Regions from separate parts of the Homo sapiens genome. Here all the other regions are linked to region 1. A link is a contact called in ENCODE Hi-C or POLR2A ChIA-PET data. All regions are on one chromosome and are shown on one strand. Each heading gives the region's core, a stretch centred on a gene start or an enhancer-like site at or near the end of the contact. The rest is flanking DNA. Distances are from core to core; before and after follow the strand shown.

Region 1 (4,465 bases), core at 1,170-3,669:
GCAAAGCCATAGACTGCTAACAATCTCCAGGGCTGAACAATCTCCTCCTTCAGTAGTCCTGGGGGAAATGTCACTATTGAGGGTTTTCAGAGCAGAAATGGTAGCGCAAAAGAGTCACGGGGTTGAAGATGCTGAGAAGAGTAGCTGAAGCAACTGACTTCAGGGTCCAAGCTGGGTAGGTTTAAAAAAACAAAAACAAACAAACAAAAAAACAGAAGGGGCCTGGAAATGGGAGAAAGGGTTCAAGAAGTCACTTAGTATCTGGCAATGGCCAGAAAACCAAGTCTTCTGGAAGTGAGAGTTGGAAACCAGAAGGCTCTTATCAGGTTAAAGAATTTCAGAAGTGAAATAAATCATACATTTGCCGGGAGCGGTGGCTCATGCCTGTAATCCCAGCACTTTGGGAGGCCGAGGCGGGAGGATCACGAGGTCAGAAGTTCGAGACCAGCCTGACCAACATAGTGAAACCCCGTCTCTACTAAAAATGCAAAAATTAGCTGGGCATGGAGGCGCGCGCCTGTAATCCCAGCTACTCGAGAGGCTGGGGCAGGAGAATCGCTTGAACCCAGGAGGCGGAGGCCGCAGTGAGCGAGATCGCACCACTGCACTCCAGCCTGGGCGACAGGGCAAGACTCCGTCTCAAAAAAAAAAAAAAAAAGAAAGAAAGAAATCATACATTTAACAAATAGTTACTGAGAGTTAATTACACCAGGCAATGTACTAGGTTAACTAATTCCTGTCCCCAAAGAGCTTAGAGTCTCATGGGAAAAACAGACATTTAAAAACTATATATATATATATACACATACACACACACACACACACACACACACAAATATAATTGTGGTGACTGCTGTTAAGAGGAAAGTACAAGGCTTTCTGACAAAATGAGAGAAACCAAATTGAAATTGTGGAGGTAGATGTGGGGTCAAGGAGGCCTCTCTGATAAAGTGACATCTGATAAGTCAGTCAGGTCGAAAGTAAAGTGAACGTCTTGCAAGGAAACAACGTGTGAAATTTTTTTTTTTTTTGAGACGGAATTTCGCTCCGGTTGCCCAGGCTGGAGTGCAACCTCCGCCAGGCTCCGCCAGGCTCACTGCAACCTCCGCCTTCCGGGTTCAAGCGATTCTCCTGCCTTGGCCTCCCGATTAGCTGGGATTACAGGCATATGCCATCATGCCCGGCTAATTTTTCGTATTTAGTAAAGACAGGGTTTCACCACGTTGGTAAGGCTGGTCTCGAACTCCTGACCTCGGGTGATCCACCCACCTCGGCCTCCCAACAACGTGCGTAACTTTTAAGACTAGAAAGAGCTGATGCACTTGTGAAAATGCAAGAAGGCTGGAACACCGAATTTTTGACTTTATTTTTAACTTTGAGTTAAGAAGAGCAGAGAAGGGCTCCGTTCATGGCCTAAGTCTTGCAGAGTATCTTCTAAGGCTTAATCATCTGGGACACTAGTATCTTCACCGTCCTCCCCCATCACTGGGGCTCCCGCAGCCAGGGGCAAGCTGGGTCTCATTTGGAGGGTTGGTCGGACACAGGCACAGTTCTGAGAGGGGACAGGCAAGGGCCAAATCACACAAGGCCTGGGAAAACACGAGCATGGATTCCACTCCCAGTGCAATGGAATGACTCTGAAAACTGTTAAGTAGGCTGATGATGGCATGACCTACTTTATGCCAGAGACCACCTGGACAACTGTGCGGATAATGGATTGGAGGAGACAAAGCAACAAGAAGATGATGGGAAAAGTTGAGGAGAAAAGCGAGGGCTGCCTGTCACAGGATGACAGCAGTTAAGACGCTGCGTGGAAGTCACGTAACAGCAGCATTTACAGGCGGCCTGCCTCATCCGCCCACACTCTTATCAATTTGACTCTATCAACGCCCAAAACGTCGGACGTACATCTAGCCCGACTCTCTTTAAAATAACAGCTCCAGCATTTTAATCGAGATCAAAAAGGACCCAGCTGACCCTGCGCGCAGGGGGCCTTATACAAAGTCGGAGAAGTAGCTGGGTCGCTGGCCGGCCAGGGACTCAAGCCGCCTCAGGTGAGCGCTCCTTGGCGCTACTTCCGGTCTCAGGTGAGGCCGCCGGAAGCGGGCACTTGGCCCTAAGACCCGCTACAGTGCGTCCTCGCTGACAGGCTCAATCACCACGGCGAGGCCAAGGCGCGGGGCCGCGGCCCGCCCGAGAAGCCTGAGCTGGGCCCCGACACCCCCTGCCCGACATTCGGCCGGGACCCCCGAACACTCACCCAGGGCCGCGCGAGCGCCCACAAGGAAACAGAGACGCTACCGCCGCCAGCCGCCTTGGAACCCAGCTCGACGGGCCGTGGCGCCTGCGCCCTCAGCTCAACCATAGACACCGCCCCCAACAGCGACTCCGACTTCTGCTGGTGCGGGGAGGCCCGTGGCGCATGCGCCTGGCTCAGCGTTTGTTTTTAAGCACGGGCAAGACCACGTGGTTTGGAGGGACGGGCTCAGCAGCGCCTTTCTACTTGCGTGCGAGCAGGGCGAGAAAGCTGTCTCCGCTGCCGGTCAGCTGGGTGGCTTGCGAAGGACGCTTCGCCCCTAGCGAAAAATACCCTGCTGGCAAGGCAGTTATGAAAGTTAAGACATATTTCCACGTAGAGGGGGATGCGGGTGTGCCATGCGAATGTAAATCCTCACAATTAACCTTGAACCCTGCAGAGAAAGTCAGCTTGGGCAGGGAAGTTAGCCGCACTTTTTGGTCGCCAGGCTGTGACCTCTCTTGTTGTCTCCCACGACTGAACACGGGAAGGATGGAGAGCTGTCCTGCTTCTCTGTTCCCCCTCCGCCACGCGCGCACCTGGGCGGAGTGAGTGCCTACAGAGCCTGCTTACATGTGTACATTGCCTTAAGTCCAGCGTTTAGTATCCGTCCTCAGATCTCAGAGGTAGGCGGGGTTTCGAGGCAGGCGAGAATTTTACCGTGGTGCGTTTGAAGAAAGAAGATGTCCACACAGAGGTTCAGAACAATGGGAGGAAGTTGAGCTTCGCCTGGGGAAAGAAGCAGCCCACGATGCAGGATGGCTGTACCAGACAGAGCTTCTCAGCTCAGGATCGGTGCTAGGAGAAGGTGGACTTTCCAGGGCCGCGAGGCAGGACGTCCTCTGGGAGGGCAGTGACTGCGGGTCACTGCCTGGGAAGTGCTGTCCTCACTTGGAAGCCTGAAGTCGGACAATAGGGAAATGGGGTCGGAAAGGGGACTAGGAAATGCTCCATAACATCATCTTATTCCTCCTGTCAGCGGCCCCAACCCACAATGTAACTTGTTTTTGTTGGTGGTAGTGGGTTTTTTTGTTTGTTTTGTTTTTGTTTTTGTTTTTGAGACGGAGTTTTGCTCTTGTCGCCCAGGATGGAGTACAATGGCACGATGTGGGCTCACTGCAACCTCCTCCTCCCAGGTTCAAGCGATTCTCCTGCCTCAGCCTGCCGGGTAGCTGGGATTACAGGCGCCTGCCACCATGCCCAGCTAATTTTTGTGTTTTTAGTAGAGACGGGGTTTCGTCATGTTAGCCAAGCTGTCCGCGAACTCCTGACCTCAGGTGATCCACCCGCCTCGGCCTCCTAGAGTTCTGGGATTACAGGTGTGAGCCACCACGCCCGGCTTGTAACTTGCTTTTTTTTTTTTTTAAAGGAGAAAGAATTCTAGCGATTTCTTGGATAAAATATTAAGAATAGAAAGGCAGTTGATTGACATTAGTTTCAATGCTTGAAAGTAAAAGCAGATATATAGTGGATCCCAACTTTTGAGACTGAGGTTCCCTTTGCAGCTATTTTGGAGACCCTTCCTATATCAGAATTTGGACAGGAAAAAATGGTCCACTCAAAAGGGGAAGTTGAGAGTTATTATTTACAAAGACGTGGGCGGGGTTCAGGAAAACAACTCAGGGTGGCACAACTGGAGCTATTAAGGGCCGAATTGTGTCCCCTCCCCAAAATTCATATGCTGGAGTCCTAACCGCCACTCCCCACCCCCACCCCGGGACCTCAGAATGTGACTGTATTTGAAGATAGGGTCTTTAATGAGGGAATTTAGTTAAATGAGGTCCCAAGTTATTTAGCAAGTCGTCCAAGCCCTTTTATACTCCTGCCCCATCTAATTTTTCTGCATCACTTGTGTCCTTCACTCCCTGGATGCCTATGCTCAGGATTTAGGGAACTACTTACTCTTCTCCCAGGAAGGGTGTGCTACAATTGGCTTCTACGGCCTAGCAAGCATACTGTTCACCTCTTCCCAGCTGCCTTAGCTCAGGCTGCCATAACAAATGCCATAGACTGGGCAGCTTAAACAACAGGCATTTGTTTCTCATAGTTCTGGAGGCTGGGAAGTCCAAGATCAAATGCAGGCAGATTTAGCTCATTTAGGGGAAGCTCTCCTCATGGCTTGCAAATGGTTACCTTCTCACTGTGTCCTTACATGGGGTAGAGAGAGGG
Region 2 (4,465 bases), core at 1,145-3,644, 220 kb after region 1:
CTGGTCAGGTGTGCTCAGCCAACACCTGTTGCACCCTTCTGCCTCACCCCTGCCATCAGCTCAACCATGTCACCAGAAACTCACTGGCTGGACTTTCCACAAAAGGTCAGGCCCCACCAGAGGGCAGGGCACAGCCCTCCTTCTAACTCACATGAGCCAGAGGAAAGGGGTGATGTCACCTCAATGGAGGGAGGACAGGCTCCTGGGGCAACCAGCAGCAAGCCTGAACAGAGAAAATTTTCAAAACAAAAAAGATTCCACTGCAGGGAGGAGGGAGGTGAGCTTGGGAGCCTCTGAGTGCCCCCAAGTTTCCCTCCCCAATGCTCAGCCCCTGAGGCTTCGGGTCATGTGGCCCAGCCCACGAGCCAGTGATGCCAAGCCCTAGAGCGCGGGGCACTTGGGGCCGGCTCCTCTGGGAGCAGCACCTCTCCAAGTGCCAGGCATGAGCTCTGGGGTCAGGCAGCCAGGGTCCCAACTCCTGTTCCACCTCTGACTATCCTAGAGGCCTGGGCAAAGAGAAGGTCGTGCCAGCCCAGCTGGCCACTAGGCCCAGGAGCTCCTGAAGCATCAGGGAGAATCTTCTAGAGCATCAAAAAGAATCCACAACCCAGGACGCTTTATCATCCCCAGTCTATGGCAAAGGAAACTAGATATCAAGACCATCGTCATGGGAATAAACATAATAGGCACCGTCAGGAGCACTGATTCTAGGACAGATACTGTGCTCATTTAATCCTCCCAACATCCCATGGGGTGGGCACTCATATCAGTTCCACTTTATAAACAGAGAAACTGAGGTGCAAGAGGCTAAGCTGGCTAATCTGGTGAGTGACAGGGCTGTGTGGGGTTCCAGCGACTGTGCCCTGATCACTGCAGTCAATATGTAAGCCAGATTTCTCTTAGCGATGCAGTTCCCATCAGCTGAGCCAGAGCTGCTCCCTCTGCCAGCGCCACTCCCACCCCCACAGGGGAATGGGGCAGTTTGGGCCAGATAGGGACAAAGTCTGGCTGTGTCCAGAATGGCCCGGTGCAGGAACACTGTTTTATAAACACTAAACAGTCTGGGTTGGCCACTGGGCACTGTTGTGACCTTGACCCAGCCTGGCAGGAGGGCAGCCTGCCACCCACCCCCACCTGCATCCCAGCAGGGCATGAGGGCTCAGTATCTAGAGCCAGAGCCCAAGCCAGCCCTACTAGTTCCTGCCCATACAGTCAAGGACAGCAACAAGGAGTGAGAGTCAGGTGCCCTGTGCAACCCCCTGCCCAGTCCAGACTCCAGCAGAGTTGCCCTGGGTATCTCTTGGGGGTCTCTTCTCTGAGGACAAGGTCACATAGCATCCCCAACCCAACCTCAGAACCTCAACCCAACCCCAGAAAACTGCCGACACCATGGCCACTAAGACTCCCACACACACAACCCTGTCTGGGGTGCCCTAGTGAGGACTACTCCCTAATGCACCCATTGCAGAGATCAGTAAACAGAGGCCGGGAAGGGTTCTCCCCAGAGGGCCCTCCAAGCTGGGCAGCAGCAGAGCCTGGATTCTCTCAGCAGCAGGTCTACTCTGACCCCACTTTCTGAGAAGCAGATGAGCTTTTGCTCAGCAACAAACCGCAATTCTATTTAGTTGGGGCCTGTTCCAAGACACTGGGGAGGGGCTGCTAGGGCCTGCTTGAGCCAGGTGGCCGAGGGGCGTCAAAGGGTCTCTCCGGTTCGGCGAATGCGTACTGCAGCCTGCTGTGGCCTCGGGATTACCCCGTCCCCCTCCCACATCTCCCGGGGGGCGGAAGAAGCGCATCCCATGCAAGCAGCGACCTCAGGCCATGCCGCCCTCTCTCAGGCCTCAGTTTTCTCATCTGTAATCGGAGACCGCGGTTAAAACCGTCTATTAGGCTCCTTGGTAGTCCGAAGCTGCCTATGGGTCCCGCCAGGTGCACAGCGCTGACCCTCCCCATCCCCCGCACAGCCCTCGCAGCTCCGGGCCCTCCCCTGGCCACGGAAGGCGCGGGGCAGTCTGAAGTCCTCGGGCTGGAGAAACCCACCGCGAGCACCCGCTCCTCTGCGCAGGACCCTGGACTAGCCGGGTGGTACGCGCGCGATGGGCTGGGGGTCCCGGGGGAGGCCACGGCCAGCCAAGGTCAGAGCCAAGGTCACAGTCTGTTCCTCCTCCCCCTCCCCCCGGCGGGGCCAGACTCAGGGCTGCGGGCAGCGGCGCCCCAGGACCCAGGAGAGAGGAGCTGTGGGGCCGGTCCCCAGGACGGCAGGAGAAGCAGCGGCGCAGGGACCGGGAGGGGGCGGGCCGCCGCGCTCACCGGGCGGGCGGGCCGGGTCCGCGCTGCAGCGAGGTCCGGAGGCTGCAGGTCAGGGGGCTGCGCGGAAGGGGTGCGCGCGCGCCGTGCCAATTACCTGGGTCACGTGACGCAGCCGCCCACGGGCGCGCGCCCCTGAGACTCCGCGCGTCGTGACGTCTCCATGGATGCCCCGCCCCGCTCCTGGCGCTGTCCACGGTGCTGGCGGCCCAGGCCCGAGGTCGCCCACGGCCGAAGGGGGGACTCCTCTCTGAGACCGCAGAACGGGGCTGAGGCCCTGAACCCCGTGTGCTCGTCCTAAAACTAGGACGAATGTACCAGACGACAAGCAGCCTTTGTGTGTAGGAGAGGATAGGTTTTGTTTTGTCGTCTGTAAAATGGGAATGCTATGAAAAGTTCCACTATCTTAGGGATGTTTTGAAAAAAAGATGAGATAATGCGTGAAAAGTGCTTACCCCAAATCTGATACACATTTTACCCATTCATCCTCCCACTGATGGTGACCCAGGCTGTCCTCACCACCCCGTGGCCACAAACAAGGCTGCAATGAACTTCTTCATACACATTCCCTTAGGATCCTGCGTGGAACTTTCTCTGGGATAGAGATCAACTTTCTAATTATTATCAGAATAGCAGATGCAATGTCCTGTTATTGTTTTAATCTGCATTTCTCTGGTTATCAACCATTTGCATCTCCCGTTGTTTGTTAGTTTGGGGTTTTCTGTTGTATTTTTTTCAGCTTTCTGTTGGGTTTTGTTCTCATTTAAATGCAGGGATTTCTTGTATAGGAACATAACATACCTGTGGTTCAAGTTGCCATCAAATCTCTCCTGGATTATCGCAGCAGCCTCCTAACTGGCTTCTCTGCTTCTACACTTACACTCTTGAATTTTAATCTCAAAACTACAGTATGCACTTCACAAGAATATATTCAAGTACATATCAAACCAATTAATATGGTTGCTTGTCGAGGGAGGAGGATGGGGAATGTGGATATGAGGTAATTAATCAATTACCCAGATCACTGCTGACAGAGTGCCACGAAGAAAGGAATACAACTAACTTCTGCACCTGAAGTCTCCCAAAAGTTCTTTATTTGGAGACAGTTAGGGATACATGTGGTCAAGAATCTTCAGCACTTAACACAGCACTATCATGGTATTTTTCAGTAAATATTTGTTGAATGAATGACTGAGTGAGTAAATGGACACTTGACTTGGATCCTGAAGGATGAGTAAGATTTTATCTGGTGCAGAAGGGCAGGGTTCATTGGGAATTCTTTGGACACAAGCACCAAAAATGACCTGGCTAGCTTCAGCCGAAAACGAGTTGATATGAAGGTTGTATATAAGGCAACTCACAGAATCAGAGGAAAGCTGAAAATTTACTTCAGGAAGCAGGGCTGAGCCATAGAGGAACTGTCTCTTCAAGGCTCTTCTGTTTTTCAAAATTCAAATTCCGGGTGAGAGGCAGTAATGTACTTGCAGTAGAGACGGAGTAAGGTGGCCAGATTTGAGAGACTTACGGGGATCAGCTCCACGGGGTTTAGTGGTTGACCAGATATGAGGGTGGAGACATAGATAACTCACAGGTGTCTGGCTTTAGTGACTTGGGCACAGTGGAACTTCTCAGTGAGCTAGGGAAAAGGAGAAGCTGCAGTTTGGGGTAATAGTGGAAAAGTTTACAAGTCAGAGTCACCGATTAAGAAAGATGGAAAGCCTGACACAGAGCAGCAGGCAGGAACAAGGCTCTTGCAAATCAAAAGGCTTCAGAGCCTTTCAGCCTTCCAGCCTAATTGGTGTTCTGCTAATTGCATTGATTAAAGCAAACATTTGGGGCAATCAACGCTCCCATGAGGGTGGCTGCCATTCTCAGAAGCCTGAGAGGATTAGTGGCAGTGGCTGTAGGCTTTGCAGAGATCTTCAGAAACAGACACCTTTCTTTTTTTCCCATGCCTGTGGCGTGTGTGTGTGTGTGTGTGTGTGTGTGTGTGTGTGTGTGTCAGAACATGGAAGTTTTTATTTATTCTAGTTGTACAGAACTTAAATGATACAGAAGGATACAGAACAAAATGTGAAAAGCCCCCTTCCACCTGCCCCAACCTCACCTCTTTTTTTTCCTTCCAGAGATAACTACTGGCCAGTTTGGCAAACATTTT
Region 3 (4,465 bases), core at 1,216-3,715, 180 kb before region 1:
TCAACCCCCAACTGCCGTGTGGCCCAGGCAGGGTTGGCAGCCCTCCAACAGCTGGCAAGCCTCCTCTCCCAGCCACAGCAGAGGTCCCAAGATAGGGGTTGCTGTGATCTGGGCCACCTAGCTGAGCCAGGCCAGGGCCAGGCAGCCGCAGCTCCAGCGTTGTCTGATAATGCACCCAGAAAGAGGGAGGGGGTGGTGCCCAGGACCTAAAGAGGTGTGCTAAAGAGCAATGGCCCGTCCTGAACTCAGCCAGGCTCTGACAAGAAGCAGCTTCGCCTGGCAGGGGCCCTGTTGTCAGCTAAGAGGCCGGTGAGCAGATGGCAGGCAGCAGCACTAAGCACAGGCCGGGCTCCCAGGCCAGTCTCCTTGGTCCATCCGGCAGGGTGCAGGACAAGCCCTAGGTGCTTCCAGGGTACCAGGGCAGGAGAGGCCCTAGGCACTTCCAGGGCACCAACCAATGCTGCTTTCCACCGAAATGCCTCGCTTTGTCTTGAGGTGGCTCAGAAAGAGGCAGCTGAAAAGCCCATATCTGGGCAGGGGCAGCCGCCTTTTCTAAAATGCTCTTCCTGGGGGCTGGGGGATGGATTCTGGTTTATCCAAACCCATTACCCTGACTCCTGTTATGGGACTGAGAGCCAGGGGGGCCGGCTCTGCCAGAACAGCTCAGGCTGGGAGAAAGGTTGGGGCCACTGCTCTTGGCCACGAGGACTGCAGGCCCCAACCACCTGCCAGTCTCGCACTAATTATGTCGTCCCCCTCAGACGGCAGTTGGTGGTGCTGGGGCCAAGGGCGTCCAAACTTGGAGGCCAGGGCTTTGTTGTCATTGGGAGTATGATCTGGACACAGGCAGGCAGCTGAGAACGGCTCCAATGGGACACCTGGGTGTTCCACAGCCCTAGGGTCTTTGAGCTTCCTGGGTGCGGCAGGCACACCCTCCATTCCTACAAGTTTGCTGGAGCTGCTGTAGAAGGTATTTGGCCAAGTCTTGATGAGAAAAACAGCCAAATGTGGAATTCTCTGAAGTAGGCTGACGGTGTTCATGAGTGGAGACCAGAATGAAGCTGCATTATCATTTAAAAATAATAAAAATATAAGCCCTTATAGTCCCTGTCTCAGGGAAACCTATCATCCTTTGGTTTAACTTGCCTCAGCAGGGACTGGGTTTTCTACATCTGTGCCCTTCTCTGCCTCTGGTGCCATCCCCGTGGGGGTAATGGGGGTATATGCTGGGTATCGACCCAGATCCCCAGCCCAGAGACTTAGAGCCATGTTCCCTCCCCCGGGCAGGGCAGGGCCAGAGTGGACATGATTGACCACTCCTGATGAGACCAGAGGTGTCTGCTGGCTCAAGTCCCCAAAGGGTGTGGCTGAGGCTGGAAAGTCACAATGATCCCGGCCTGGCTGATGACTGTGAGAGAGCAGAGAGGGCCAAGCTGCGGGGGAAAACGAGGGAGGTTCCTGACAACCCCCCGCTTCTTGGTGCCTGTCTCACTGGGATCCTAGGACTAGAGTCTCAGCCATCCTGAGCTCCATGAGATCGCTTGGTATCCTCCTCCTAAAAGTGCTTTTTGACATAAACTGGCTTCAGTGCTTTCCAGTACTTGCCACTAGAAGAGCTCTCTCTAAGACACTCTCCCTGACCCCAGCCTTCATGCCCACCCCTGCCTCTGGGTACCACAGATTCCCTTCCAAGCTCAAGTGCCTGGGCACACGCCTCCTCCTGAAAATCAACTCTCCTACAGCCCACACAATTTGCTCAGGAAACGGAGTGGCAATCCCAACTCCCTCTGCAGGCTCAGGCACAGCTGAGAGCCATTCCATCATTTCCTTCTTGAGAAAGTGAGGTTTTCACCTGAAAAAGGTCTTCAAGCCTTTGACATGTGTGAGGCTTGGTGGAACAAGAGCTGGCTTTTCTACTGCACTTCGTCCATGCCAGGCACCATGTAGCTATCCACTCATTTAATCTCCAAAGAGCCCCGGGAGGCTGGTGCCATTATTACGTAGATGACTGAAGCACATAGAGGTTAGGTGACCCACCCAGAGTCACACAGCCCTTAGGGCTAGGATTCTGAAGAAGTGAAACATGCTCTTAACCAACTTTGATGAAGCTCTGAATCTGTAAAGGTTTCACTTCTTCTGGTGAAGCCAGAAAATTAGGAAGAAAGAGAGTTTCCATTACGTAGACTGGTTGAGTCTCAGGCGCCTTCTTGGTGTCCCGTCTTGCTAGAATATCCATCAGAGGGGCCCAGAAGTTCTGGGCACCATTGAGTTCAGGGATCGCCACTGGGCCTGCTCTCAGACAGGCACACACCTAAGGCCAGGTGCAGATAAAATGGGGGCAGGCTTACCCCTGCCCCTGCCAGGCCGGACCCAGGGGAGGGAGACACTGAGGTCTGACAGGGCGCTGGGGTGGTTCATCCTCCCCTCCCACAGGCCCATCCAGGACAGAACCCAAAAGACAGTGAGCAAAGTCAAACCATGACTCACCATCTGTTGAAACCTGCTGGGAACAACGGGTCCTCATATGCCTCCGTGGAGCTCCTGGCCTTGAAGACTGAGCCCAGTTGACCTCATCAAGTCATTTATTAACCACTCTCTGTGTGACACCCAATAAAGCCGAGCTTTCCCTCTTCCTATCAGAGCCTATCAACTATGTAGCTTCACAGAAGTTGCCCGACCTTAATGTGCCTCAGTTTCCTTAACTGTTAAATGGGAATAGTAGGACTTACATTGTGGGTTTATCATTGGGATTAAATGTGTTAACCTGTGTAAAGTTCCCAGGAAATGAGACAGTGGCAGAGTCAAAGGAAGTTCTTTCTACCCAACTGAGAGATCAGACACTGGGCACCCACTGAGGAATGGAGGAGGAGCCCCCAAGTCCCCCAGGTCCTATGCCAGGGCTGCCCGCCCTGACTCCATGCCATGCCACAGTTGCTTCTCCTCCGGGCAGGCTGTCATGCCCAACAAGGCCGGGCTGCTGCCCCAGTCACAGTCACAACTTCAGTGGTTTCTAGACTCCTTTCCCATAACCTGGAGGGCATTCAGGAATGGACTTCATTTGCCTCGACTAATAAATGAATAATAATAATTAATTAATTAATCAATCAATCCCTGGGGCCCGAGCCTCCTTCCCACACTGAAGCCCAGCTGCCTTTTACAGTCGTGTGATGAACTTCTGCAGACAGGGCAACCTACAGGGGCTCCAGCGAGAATGACCCTGCAATGCAGTGCTTGTCAATGCCTTGGGGAGGGCTCTGATCTGCACAGGGGCCCCTGTCTTGTCCCAGCATCCACTAAAAGGTTCCTGAGCCAAGGCCTCAATGTCCTCCTCCTGGAAGTTTCCAGGTTTCTATTTGCACCTTGGCCAAAGTGGAAAATTGAAGAGCGCAGACTCCACCCAGCCCTGCAGCCTCAGGGCTGGGAGGAACAAAGAGAGGACCTGAGCTTTTTCGGTCTTTGTTTTAACTCCTCTAAATTTATTTGGGTATTTAAACAAACAGAAACTACATCATGCATCATTACTTTTTGCCTTTGTACAACAAAACAAAGTACTCAATATCTCTGCAGAGGTTTGGTGCTCATTTTCTTTCCTTTCAGTAACATCAGGCAGACTTTTCGATATGATCCAGTTTTGCACAGTCACTAGAGTGTCGCATCATGAATTATTAAATCAGTGCTTCGTGGTAATACATAATTTCTTATCAATTATTCATGCTAATGTGTGTGTAGTTTACTTAATTGTGTTATTGACGATCAAAAGTAATTTCCTGAAAGTCCTCAAGGACACAAAATTTAATCAGCATAACTACTTTTCAGATGCAATGCTGTTAAGTATTCTTAATTTGCTCAACAGTTCACTTATTTATGTACCTTTCTGGAGGAAATACGAGTTTAATCAAACAATTAGATTGAAGAGTTAGTGTACATAAGGGCTTGAGCTTACATCCTTCAACCAAACATTCGTAATTACAGGGAAACGGAAGCAACTTTGCCGCTTTTTGGCAAATCGTTTCATCTTTATACTCAACAAGCAAAATACAGCAGGAAGAAGGATTTGATTTTTTTCTTTAAAGGAGACAGTGGGTTTTATCAAATGCTTCGTAGTGATCATAGACAAGGCATGATACACTCAGGAGTATTATTTGGGGGTCATGGAGTGGGGGAAGGTAAAAAGGGGACAGGAAATGTGAAAGTAAAACATTTTGACGATAATAACTGAAACCAAAATAACCATCATGAAGGCAATAACCATCCGCATGGAAACACCATCAGCAAAAGCCACCAAAGACTGCAACCTTTCCCATGCCGGGCGCCCCTGCCAGAAAGCGGCAGAGCTTATGCTATTGCACGTTCCCCTTGGATCTCCTCTAGGTCACCATCCTCACCAGAGAAAACAGCCACACTAGACCAAAACAGAAATCTCTGTGAAATTTGGCCCTTTGGAATTAATGCTCTCCACACCATG

Evidence for each region. A loop is a pair of places that touch in the nucleus more often than their neighbours do. ChIA-PET counts read pairs that join two places held with the same protein, here RNA polymerase II (POLR2A). Pooled maps may share reads with other maps.
Region 2: a map of mammary epithelial cell shows a loop between it and region 1 (2.5-fold over the local background). The contact joins the promoter of OGDHL here to the promoter of ERCC6 in region 1. A Hi-C loop is called at or near these places in 1 of 168 maps with a recorded cell type or tissue (mammary epithelial cell) and 9 of 50 pooled maps. POLR2A ChIA-PET finds 5 or more read pairs at or near these places in 1 of 52 experiments (H1).
Region 3: a pooled map shows a loop between it and region 1 (5-fold over the local background). The contact joins the enhancer-like site here to the promoter of ERCC6 in region 1. A Hi-C loop is called at or near these places in 1 of 168 maps with a recorded cell type or tissue (G401), 1 of 37 single-sample maps with no recorded cell type and 3 of 50 pooled maps. POLR2A ChIA-PET finds 5 or more read pairs at or near these places in 2 of 52 experiments (HepG2 and Panc1).

The regions. Positions count from the first base shown.
Region 1 is chr10:49,536,702-49,541,166 of GRCh38, forward strand. ERCC6 (ERCC excision repair 6, chromatin remodeling factor) reads right to left here and starts at 2,420. Exons shown (of 21, transcript NM_000124.4): 1 at 2,261-2,420. RefSeq lists silencers at 929-1,117, 2,063-2,352 and enhancers at 2,773-2,832, 2,863-3,102.
Region 2 is chr10:49,759,929-49,764,393 of GRCh38, forward strand. It overlaps OGDHL (oxoglutarate dehydrogenase L), which reads right to left and starts at 2,395. Exons shown (of 23, transcript NM_018245.3): 1 at 2,311-2,395. RefSeq lists a silencer at 2,146-2,355.
Region 3 is chr10:49,360,611-49,365,075 of GRCh38, forward strand. DRGX (dorsal root ganglia homeobox) reads right to left here. Exons shown (of 7, transcript NM_001276451.2): 7 at 3,456-4,465. Among named protein-coding and RNA genes, the nearest start is that of DRGX, 33 kb to the right of the region's middle. Within about 2 kb of position 2,466, at least 2 of the 41 ENCODE cell types and tissues checked have a DNase peak (open chromatin) inside an H3K27ac peak, as active enhancers do.